2 separate regions of the Mus musculus genome follow, and region 2 is linked to region 1. The links are chromatin loops, found by intact Hi-C in ENCODE. Cell type or tissue: heart. All regions are shown on one strand.

The links. Peaks named below come from ENCODE experiments on the same cell type or tissue, not always from the same donor. Only the 100,000 strongest peaks of a DNase experiment are listed, where the experiment ranks them.
Region 2: it touches region 1 in a loop (4-fold over the local background); 7 of 42 quality-filtered maps call a loop at or near these places.

Annotation. Positions count from the first base shown.
Region 1 is chr1:51,913,907-51,918,906 of GRCm38, reverse strand. It overlaps Myo1b (myosin IB), which reads left to right and starts at 2,929. Exons shown (of 31, transcript NM_001161817.2): 1 at 2,929-3,146. Gm33795 (a long non-coding RNA gene) reads right to left here and starts at 2,745. Exons shown (of 3, transcript XR_001778914.2): 1 at 2,403-2,745; 2 at 1,984-2,166; 3 at 1-1,909. In heart, a CTCF peak has its summit at 2,811 (motif pointing right); DNase peaks (open chromatin) are centred at 2,956 and 3,756; H3K4me3 peaks cover 2,506 bases; H3K27ac peaks cover 1,789 bases.
Region 2 is chr1:51,778,449-51,783,448 of GRCm38, reverse strand. Myo1b (myosin IB) reads left to right here. Exons shown (of 31, transcript NM_001161817.2): 15 at 1,417-1,479; 16 at 3,688-3,888; 17 at 4,902-5,000. Among named protein-coding and RNA genes, the nearest start is that of Myo1b, 140 kb to the left of the region's middle. In heart, no CTCF peak of the experiment used is centred here; a DNase peak (open chromatin) is centred at 2,858.

The DNA.
Region 1 (5,000 bases):
CGGTTCTGTCACTTTTCTTTCGAACTCCTTGAAAAACATTTTATGCTATTAAAAAAAAAACTTTACTTATTCATTACTGTTATTGTTGGGGGAGGCACTGGAGTTCCAGGGGTCACTTGGGGAGTTTGGAGACAACTTTCTGGGGTCCTGTCTCTCCTTCAGTTTAGTTAGGTTCCAAGAGTTGAGCTTAGGTTAGCAGACCTGCCAGAGTGCTTTACCCACTGAACCATCTCCCTGGCTCCTAAAAATGTTTTTAAAGAGAAGAAATCCTACAGGCATGAACACTTTCATTCTCTGCTTGACACAGCTTGGCAATTCTCCACTGTTGTGGGAGCCTGCGCTCTGGTCTGTTGGGTGAAGCTCAGGCCCTAGATGCCTTTACTCCTGGGACTTGCTAATTTATGTTTTCCACCTTGAACTCTTACCAATAGTCTTTCTTTATACATTCTATTTCCTCCAAAAAGACCAAAGAGAAAGTTTGGGGGGGGGGAAGACTTTGTAGTTGGTGGATTTATCAACTTTTGACAACTGTTAGGACAGCTTTAATCTTTTCTTAAAATCTCTTGATTGATTGGCTTTTAAGAAGTACAATCAGGAAGGTAAAGTGATTTCAAACCCTTATGTTATAGTCTGTCTTCAGAAAGCTTGGGGTTTATGAAAACTAGGCTAATAGTGTTTTTAAAAATAATTGTGACATGCTCTGGGGCTGATCTTTGCAAGGTTTTCTAGTAGTTTCTTGGTTAATTTTCTCAGTCTTTATTAGATGAAGCCAACAGTTCCTAGTACTTTTTTTTTAAAGAACTACATAAAAGCAGGAAGTAAGCTTCAGTTTTCCCTGCTACAAGAGATCAGAAGTATTCTAGCCTAGCTAGGTTCCCATCTCTCCTTAGGGCAGGCATCCTTAAGACTTCCTCTTATTGCTCCAAATAGAGCACTGAGCATTGCCTTAACTCTTCACCGAAATCTGGCAATCAAAAGTTTTTAGTCTGGGAATTCACCTGAGTTGGTAGAGTGCCTGCTGAGCACATGTAAAGGCCTGGACTTATTTTCAGCACTGCATGGAACAGGGGGTCTGCATGCAGTCCTAAGCACTCGAGGTGAGCACAGGCAAAGGAGATGTGTTCAATCATCATAGGCTACAGTAAGTTTGAAGCCAGTCTATGATACACAGACTCCTGACTCAAAAGTTTCCTGTCCCTACTCTGCAAGCCACTGACTTATAGTTTATGAACCTGTCATTGTATTTTGAAGAAGATAGATTGGCCAGGAGGGTTCAGAGGTCCTGTTGCTGCCCAGTTGCTATAAGCAGATGGAACCAAAGATCTGGCACATATTAAAACATGTTGCCATGTAGTAGGTCTATATTTTGTTTCTCTGGAAGCTGAGAGCGGTGTCTTTACTGTACTAAGTTATCAAGGTCTAGGGTAGCTTGTTTGGTCAGCTGTGGTGGAGGCAATCATTTATGCTACCACTAGGCCAAGTCACCAATGACAAACCCTCCTTCACTTCATGTTTCTGGAGACTGACTTGAGTTAGCTGGGGTTTCACTCTAGGTCTTACTTCATGTAGTATAAGGTGACTGTGACTAAGTCAACTTTAAGGCTCACACAGCCACATGGCTGGGACAGTGAGCAGATGCGGGCACTCTTAGTCTGGAATATATGGCTATACCTGGCTTCTGTGTGCTCCCTCACAGTGAGAGAGAGAGAGAGAGAGAGAGAGAGAAAGAGAGAGAGAGAGAGAGAGAGAGAGAGAGAGAGAGAGAGAGCTGGGTTGGTCATACCACCAACTGTATCCCATTTGTTAGAATTCAGTCCAGCCTGTATTCAAGAGGAGGGCAATCAAATGGCACTCCTCAATGAGAGGTGTACCAAAGAATTTGTGGAGGTTCTCCATAGTTGTATATAAGCTGGAAGGAAGAAAAAAAAGCTCTCAGACTTTGTTTGTCCTGGCCTCAAAAACAAAAATTGAAAAGTAACTTACCTCACAGGTTTTTGTGAAGATTAAATAAAATTGTATCCACTACTCAAAATATGTTAGCTTAAACCATTACCATGCCGACTGAAGACCTAACTGATGCTGGTTCCGTCAATGATGCTAGAATTCCCAGCAGGTCAGTTTGTAGAGGAGGGTCTTGGTAGCCTCTGAGAAGTCCTGGGGCCTGTGCTGGAGGGACAGAGTGACTATATAAGGTTGGAAATCTTTGGTTCGCCTCCTTTCAGTGACAGTATCCAGATATAGGTCAGTGCACTTAAACCTGGCCCCATTTATGGCAATTTATTTCATTATAGGATAAAGTCGTCAGATTCATGAGTAATAATTACTGTGTCTGCCGCGCTTTTAACACCCCAGCCATGTAATCCTCACCTCACCCCATGAGTAAGTTTGATGAACACCCTTACCTCTTCCAGGAACAAGCCAGACCCAGGGTCATGTGGCTTGTCCCGAATCCCAGCGTGGTGAAGACACCTGGAGTGAGAAGCTGGGAGTCCTGAGTCTTCAGACCCTCTACCATGGCCAAGTGATTGCCAGTCATTGCTCAGTACCTAATGGTATATTCAATATGTATGTCAGTGACAGAGACAATAAAAGCCTCACATGGCAGGCCATTTTCTCTTCCATTAAATTGTCATTTTGTGATATTTTTGGGCACCCAAACTTGGACCTAGGAGGGTAGGCAATGTGGAGAAGAATATTCTCTCTGCTGAGGTTCGCGCCCAGGCTCTTGCAGCTGTTCGGCTCTGCATCTCTGGTCTGCAGTTCGCGGATCATGCAGTGGCCAAGGTGAAGGGCCAGTGCGCTTTCCTGGGTGTCCCCGCCCGCCGGGTGCTCACCGGGGGGCGCTGTGCGGCCTGCGCGCCTGGGTGAACCGCGGCCAGGGAGCGAGGGGCGCGTCCGGGCGGTGAGGTCGCCGCCCCCGCCGGGAGAGGGGAGTGGCCGCGCCGCCGCCGCGCCTCTAGCCAGCGCACTCGGAGCCCAGCCGGCGGACGCGGTGTGGGTGCACTGAACGCACGGTCGGCTGAGCGGCGCGGGATCCCCGGCAGCAACTGTGGCACAAGCCCCGCATCGGATCTGACCCGCGTTCCCCAGGCGGCGGCCAGCGAGCAGCACGCGGAGACGGAGTGGCCGAGCGGTTGCCGGGCGAGGTACGCTGCACTCCCCCGTGCCGGCTCCCTTCCCGCCCGTGCCTTTGTGCGCGCGGCCCCAGGCTCAGCCGCAGCCTGCAATCCCGGGTCATCAGCTCCCGGGGCGCTCCTGTGGGGCGCGGAGGCACTCCACCGTGAACCCACGCGCGCTCGAGGTCGTCGAGGGTGATCGCGGCCCCGTGTGGCTTCGGGGGCGGCAGGAGAGGGAAGGGGCTTACAAACTAAGTTGTTCTCTCACTTTGTGTTATTGGCTTCCTACCTACGGGCACTGGGGAACCCTGCTTCCCGCGGGCCCACTCGCATCCCCCTCCATCCCTCTGGCCCACTGGAGTTTCCCGGCCCCAGGTTCTATGGAAGGACAAGCTTATGGCTTCCTGTGGGAAGGAGAAGCGGAGGTGGAGGCGGAGGTGGAACAATGGGGCGTCCTGGGGAGTGGGGTTCAGGTGCGGTGTGCCCCGGCCGCGGCGCACCCGGAGGGGCGACCGGACCCGATGGATCGCCCTGCGAGTGCAGCTGCGCTCCGCTCCTTTGTTCCGCCACAGCGGAGGGGGCTGCCCCGGGTCCCGTTTCCTGCCCGGGATGGGATTGATTCACAGTCCCAGAGAGGCAAGGGGAAGGGGGCGGGGCTCGAATGGAAACCAGACTGGGAACGGGAGCCCTGCAGGGCGCTGGGCTGGGTGGAGCTCTGGGGAGGGGGTAATGAGAGTGCGTTGGAGTTAATTACAAACACAACCTTCTGTCTAAAGGCCTGTGGAGTTTATTTGCGGTGCTTTGTTCATACTACGGCCTAGCACTAATTGGTGCAGCAAGTTCTGTTCTTTCTTGAAGTTCTAGGCTCTGGCTATGGGAGTTTGCTGAAGGCAGATCTTGTTATTTATAACGGACGAAGAGGGCTTCTTTTGTTTTGTTTGTTTTGTTTTGAAATATTTTTCACAATGAATCAGGATATATGTGTGCATGTGTATCTGTGGATTTTATTGTGGCTCGGATAGGCTAACAAACTAAACCCCAAAGCGGGCGTGGTGGTGCACGCCTTTAATCCCAGCACTTGGGAGGCAGAGGCAGGCGGATTTCTGAGCTCAAGGCCAGCCTGGTCTACAAAGTGAGTTCCAGGACAGCCAGGGCTATACAGAGAAACCCTGTCTAAGAAGAAAACAAACAAACAAACAAACAAACAACCAAAACCAAACCAAAAACCAAAAAACTTTTTGAGACATGGTTTATTCCCTGGTTGACCTGAAACTCAGAGATACTGCCTGCTTTTGCCCTCTGAGAGCTGAGACTAAAGGTGTGCACTACCACACCCTGTTAGGTGTGTATAGAACCATTTTTGACAAAAAATAGTTTTCTCCGTTATCATACAGTTCAGTTAGGATGCTTTTCCAAGAACATTTGGGGCCTGGGAAGCACCAGGAAATCAGATTGCTAAATAAATGAGTAAGATGATGCAAGATTCTTTTTCATTGGTCCCAGAAGAAAGAAAAGACCCACCCGACACTCATTGTGGGTTTGTGTACTGGAGTCATGACTTCAAGTGTTCTGGGCTTTCCTGTGAGCCTACGGGAGTAAGAGAGAGAACCCTGCCTGACAGTGAATCTCTCTCTCTCACTGTTTTTAGGAGTAACATTGGGTGTTTGTTAAAGTGACCCAGTCCTAGATTGGAATCAAGAGTTCCAGAAGGATAAATTGACTTTGGGAGTGGGAGCAAACCTGGGGGAATCAAGCTATGGGTGTTTCTGAACAAGGTTTTCCAAGCAGAACTGGGGGTGGGGTGGGGAGGGGAGGCTGACATTTCCAGGTTCATAGTTAAGCCTGTGGGACTCTGATGGAAGAGACCCAAAGTCCAATGCAGGT
Region 2 (5,000 bases), 140 kb after region 1:
CAGAGGATAACTTGTGAGAGTCAGCTGTTTCTACAGTGTGGGTTCCAGGGATTGATTTCAGCCTGAGCCATCTTAACAGTCCACTAGATTCCATTTTAAAGACAAAATTAGCAGTGTATCCCAAATGAACTTGAAACTCAAGATAATCCTGTCTCAGCCTAAGATGAATAGTTAGATAGACAGACAGATAATTAAAGGTTACTTCATCATAAGTATGAGAAAATAATTTTGGATTTGAAATTTAAGTTCACGTTTCACGTTAGGTAGGTAGGTAGGTAGGTAGGTAGGTAGGTAGGTAGGTAGGTAGATAGATAGATAGATAGATAGATAGATAGATAGATAGATAGATAGATAGATAGATAGAAGTGCACGTTAATACATGTGAATGCTCAGATACTTGTTTTTAGACAGGAATCTCACTATGTAGCCGAAGATATTCCAAATACAGGATCCATCTGCCTTACTCTTTGAGGGCCATTGTTACAGGCATGCATGCACTACGGTGTGTATTTTTCTAAGATAATTGCTAGCCCCCCAGTGGCTTAGTAAAACAACCCATTAAACCAACTGTTAACATTTCTTTTTGTTTGTTTTAGAATGGCCATTTTACTTCAGAAAAGTTGTGTGCTTTTCTGGCAACTTTCTGGTAATATAAATACCCTAAAAATCAAGAACCATTCTCTTCCTGTCTTCTCATCTTACAGACACTGCCAGGAGTTAACATATGGCTAACTTGAAATACTTCTGAGAGAATATAAGCAGATTCCTCACTTATTATATGAATTACATTTCTTCTCCTAAGAAAACTAGTGTCTGTGCCTAGAGATGGAGGTTAGGCAGACAGAGAAGGAAGGCAGTCCACCTCACTGGTTAGTGTTAGACGCTCTGTGGGTAGGTTTCCCATGGTGTGCTCTGTGGAGGTACACACTGTCTCCCCACATTGGGCTGTTTTTACACATGAAATAGTTAACTGAGTTAGAACTTAGTATTAATTCTAAAATTACTTTTGCCTCGTGATGACAAAAACTCTAGACCTTAGTTGCTGGGATCAAGTTCTGCCTTATTTCCTTATAAACATCATAAGTATATACAGAGCAATATTGACCCAAGGGCCTGTTGAGTAAATATTTGGCTTAGAGCCCATGAAGTGCATGGGAAACAGTGACAGATGGGAGAGTGGAATGGGAAGCAGCCTTGGGGCAGGTCAAGGGCAATTGCTTCAGTCGGTTCATGTCAGTGGTGGGCTGCTGTGTTGAGGAAGCTTTCGGAACTGGAAGATGATGTTGACAGCTCTGGTTCTGTAAAGAGAGAGCTTCGGATTGAGAGTGAAATGGTGGGGGTGCAGGGCGCAGTTCGTTTTCAGGTGGCACTGCAGCATTGCTCTATGGATTTGATTTTGTTCGGTTTTGTTTTTAGGACATAGAATGGACTCACATTGACTACTTCAACAATGCTATCATTTGTGACCTAATAGAAAATGTGAGTACTTCGGTATTAAAGGGATTTTTAGTAGTATAATTAACCTTGTACAAATGATCTCACTGCCTTTTTACACTAAGCATCCCTATTTTACACTTGTCTCTGTGTGATGGGAACTACTCTGTTTGAAGACTTTATGGTCATCTTATGTACTCATTCTCCACTCTGAGTGAAGGCATGGACAGCTTTTATTATGGTACTTAGCCAGGACGCCCTGATATTGTTACCCTGTCACAGCCCTTTTAGGACCTCTTGGCCACCAGCGTTTGTGTACTGTGTGTGCTGACCAGAGCAGACACTTAGAGGTTTAACATATCAATGTGCCCATTTCATGCCTATAGTCCAGTGCTACTGTACCATTGAGTTTAAGGTAGAAAGAGGGAAGAGGGACAAACCTGAGCTAGATTAGCAGGTCATTTCTGGCCTTGATTTAATTCAGAGAATGTGTATGAGAGGATGCTGTGCATGTGGCCAAGAACCTGGAATTTTTCAGAGTGTGTATGAGTTTGAAAAGTATAAAAATGGGGAAAATTACTGGGCAATTTTTAGGAAGCTGTTTGATTGTAAGTTTTTGGTTTGGGGCCATGGTATAGTTTCTTGTAGTGAGTTACCTGTCGGAAGCCACATTTATGTGGAAACAGGAAACCCCTTTGCTCGCCGTAGGGTTGGTTGCTTGTACTTCTGACCTTAATGTAGTCTTTTCAAACAGTGAGCATGCTTATTTCTCCTGCCAGGAGATGTGTGCTGTGTTTCCAGAATACTCTCTTGCTCCTGAGTGTTGAACAAACTTGCTGTGCTCAGATCAGCTCTTGTGGAAATTACATGATTGGCCAGTGTTTTCCCATCAATATGCAAGATACTCTCAAAAACATGAACTTTGACTTAGTTGAGCATGGAAAGCAGTAAATAATCCAAATCATCACTCCTTACTGATAGAAAATAAACTTTGTTTTGGAAACTTTGGCCAGCATTAGGAGGGGAATGTTGTCAATCTACATAAAGAATTCCGAGCTCTTGCCTCAAATCCAGAAATCATACATTTCCTGAAGTTTTTTTTTTTTTTTTTTCCCAAGCAAATGTTGTTACCTGAGGACTCTGCTGTGGAGGTTTTCCTTTCCTGATGAGACGTTTCTCTCACAAACAGCAGGCGCTTGATTGTTTCTCTTAAAGGAGAGAAATGCAGTGCACGTAAATGTACCCACTTACCTCACAGAAAATCCCTTGTACCAATGATTGAAGAAACTTGTGTTCATGGAAGAACCCAGAGCTCAAAGGAAGTGCTTCCTTCCAGCACCAGTGAACAACAATGTCTATTCTGGGGATGTAGTGAACATACTTGAGAGCCTGCTCTTCCCTTGGGTTTTGTGTGGAATGAGTAAATGCTGGTCAGAGGAGATCATAGCCTCCTGAGGGCAGGGCCTTTGCCTTGCTGGAAGTGGGAGGGGTTAAGGGTCAGTGGCTTGGATTGTTTCTGGAATTGCAACTTAGGGGCCTTGGGGACAGTCACAGGAAGAGCACTGCCTTTGTTAGCAAAGTAGAAGATTCCTGATTTCTGGTTCAGTCTAGGGCTGGCCTTTCTTGAAATAAATATGATCACAGAGTCTGAGCACACAAGTAAAGTTTCACTCATATTTAATACTCAGTTAGATATTTTCTGTTGAACAAGAGTTTTATTCTAAAATGGTTTTGAACCGCACTTGATTGCACGATCGTGAGAACAACATCCTAAAACACAAGACTACTCCCGTCCCCCAGAAACCCAGCTTTACTCTGAATCTGTGAACCATGAGACCAATGTATTTCCTAAGCCGTGAAGCAAATAGAAGACAAGAGATGGAGCCAGAATTAGTAGCTTGACGTAGACACCATTCTACCATGTTGGCTTCTGACTCCGATTGGGTTTTGGATTTGAGGCCACGCACACTTTTCTGACTGTGTGAACTTCCTTTGTACTGAGGGTGAGGTGACTCTGGGTCCTATCTGTTGGGGACGGAGACACAAAGGGCAGATACTCCAACCCCAACACATCTGGGTCACTCTGGAAAGGAGCTGCCTTCTGGGGCCTTTGTGATTCTGTTTTCTGTTACAGCTGAACAGAATCTTACATGTAATTACGTCAGTTGTGTTTGATGTTATGACTAGGACTAATTATTAGAGCAGCATAGCAAAGAAGGAAGCAGAGAAACACCTTTATTTCTTTCCTCCCAGAACACAAATGGAATCTTGGCCATGCTGGATGAAGAGTGCCTGAGACCCGGCACTGTTACAGATGAGACCTTCCTGGAAAAGCTGAACCAAGTCTGTGCCACCCACCAGCACTTTGAGAGCAGGATGAGCAAGTGTTCCCGCTTTCTCAACGACACAACCCTGCCCCACAGCTGCTTCAGAATCCAGCATTATGCTGGCAAGGTACCCCACGATGTTGTCCCCAGGGCTCCTGTGCCTCCTGGGAGAGGGTGTGCTGAGCACAGCTTCTGTAGGAGACTAGTGAGAGCAGCCAGTGCTCACTGGCAATTGAGCCTGGACCACGGTGAGCTACGTCTTGTTAACACAAGAAGATGGAAAACAAACCAGCGGTCTTAATGAACACTACAAAGTGTCTTTATGTCATTTTATTATTTTTAGCTCTTAAGCTGTTCTATCAAATAATACAGATAAAGGGTTGGTAAATTGTGCCAGACGAAAGGCCTACTGTAAGGTTTTAAAAGCACAAAACATTTAGCAAAAATCAAGAATTCTTCAGTTGAAATTTTGAGAGAAACTGGGGGAAATACCTAGTTAAAAATTCTTTTCCTCTGTATTTGAGGAAGTTGATCTCAATAAAACAGTTTGAATAGTAGGCTAATTTTTCTTTGAAAGGATTATTGATTGGAGTAATGCTACCTTTATAAATATGAATGGAAGCTTCACAGGAGAATTCCTTAGTTATGCATTTATTGAAAATGAGATAATCTTGGATTGCCTTTGATTTCAGGACACCTTTTGCTTTGCTTCATTGGCCCATAGTATTAAAAGCTATATTCCTGCTCTGTTTCTCTGTTGCTTAGGATGTCTGAAAATGCCCATGTTATCTGTTTTCGAACCCTTTCTACTTTGAAGCAGACTAGACTGGCATGTGAGCCAAAAAAAAAAAAAAATTTTCAGACATATACCCATACCAAAAACCATCTAACATTTTAAAAAGTGTTATGTTAGCATTTTTGGAGTTTATTCTTACAAATGCTGAAGGACATTTTAGACCTTATTTTTATTCCTTTTGCATCTTCAAGAGATGGAACTCAAAGCTGGAAGCAAACTTAGTATCAGTGTGTGACAAGTGTACCGGGGTTTCTGATGTTGGAGTCTGGGTGTTGTCATTGTTTGACACTGTCCTGTGCCTTGAGCCAGCAGTGAGTCCCATGTGCGGTCACTATCACTCACAGGTGCTCTACCAGGTGGAAGGATTTGTTGACAAGAACAATGACCTTCTGTACCGGGACCTGTCTCAAGCCATGTGGAAGGCCGGCCACTCCCTCATCAAG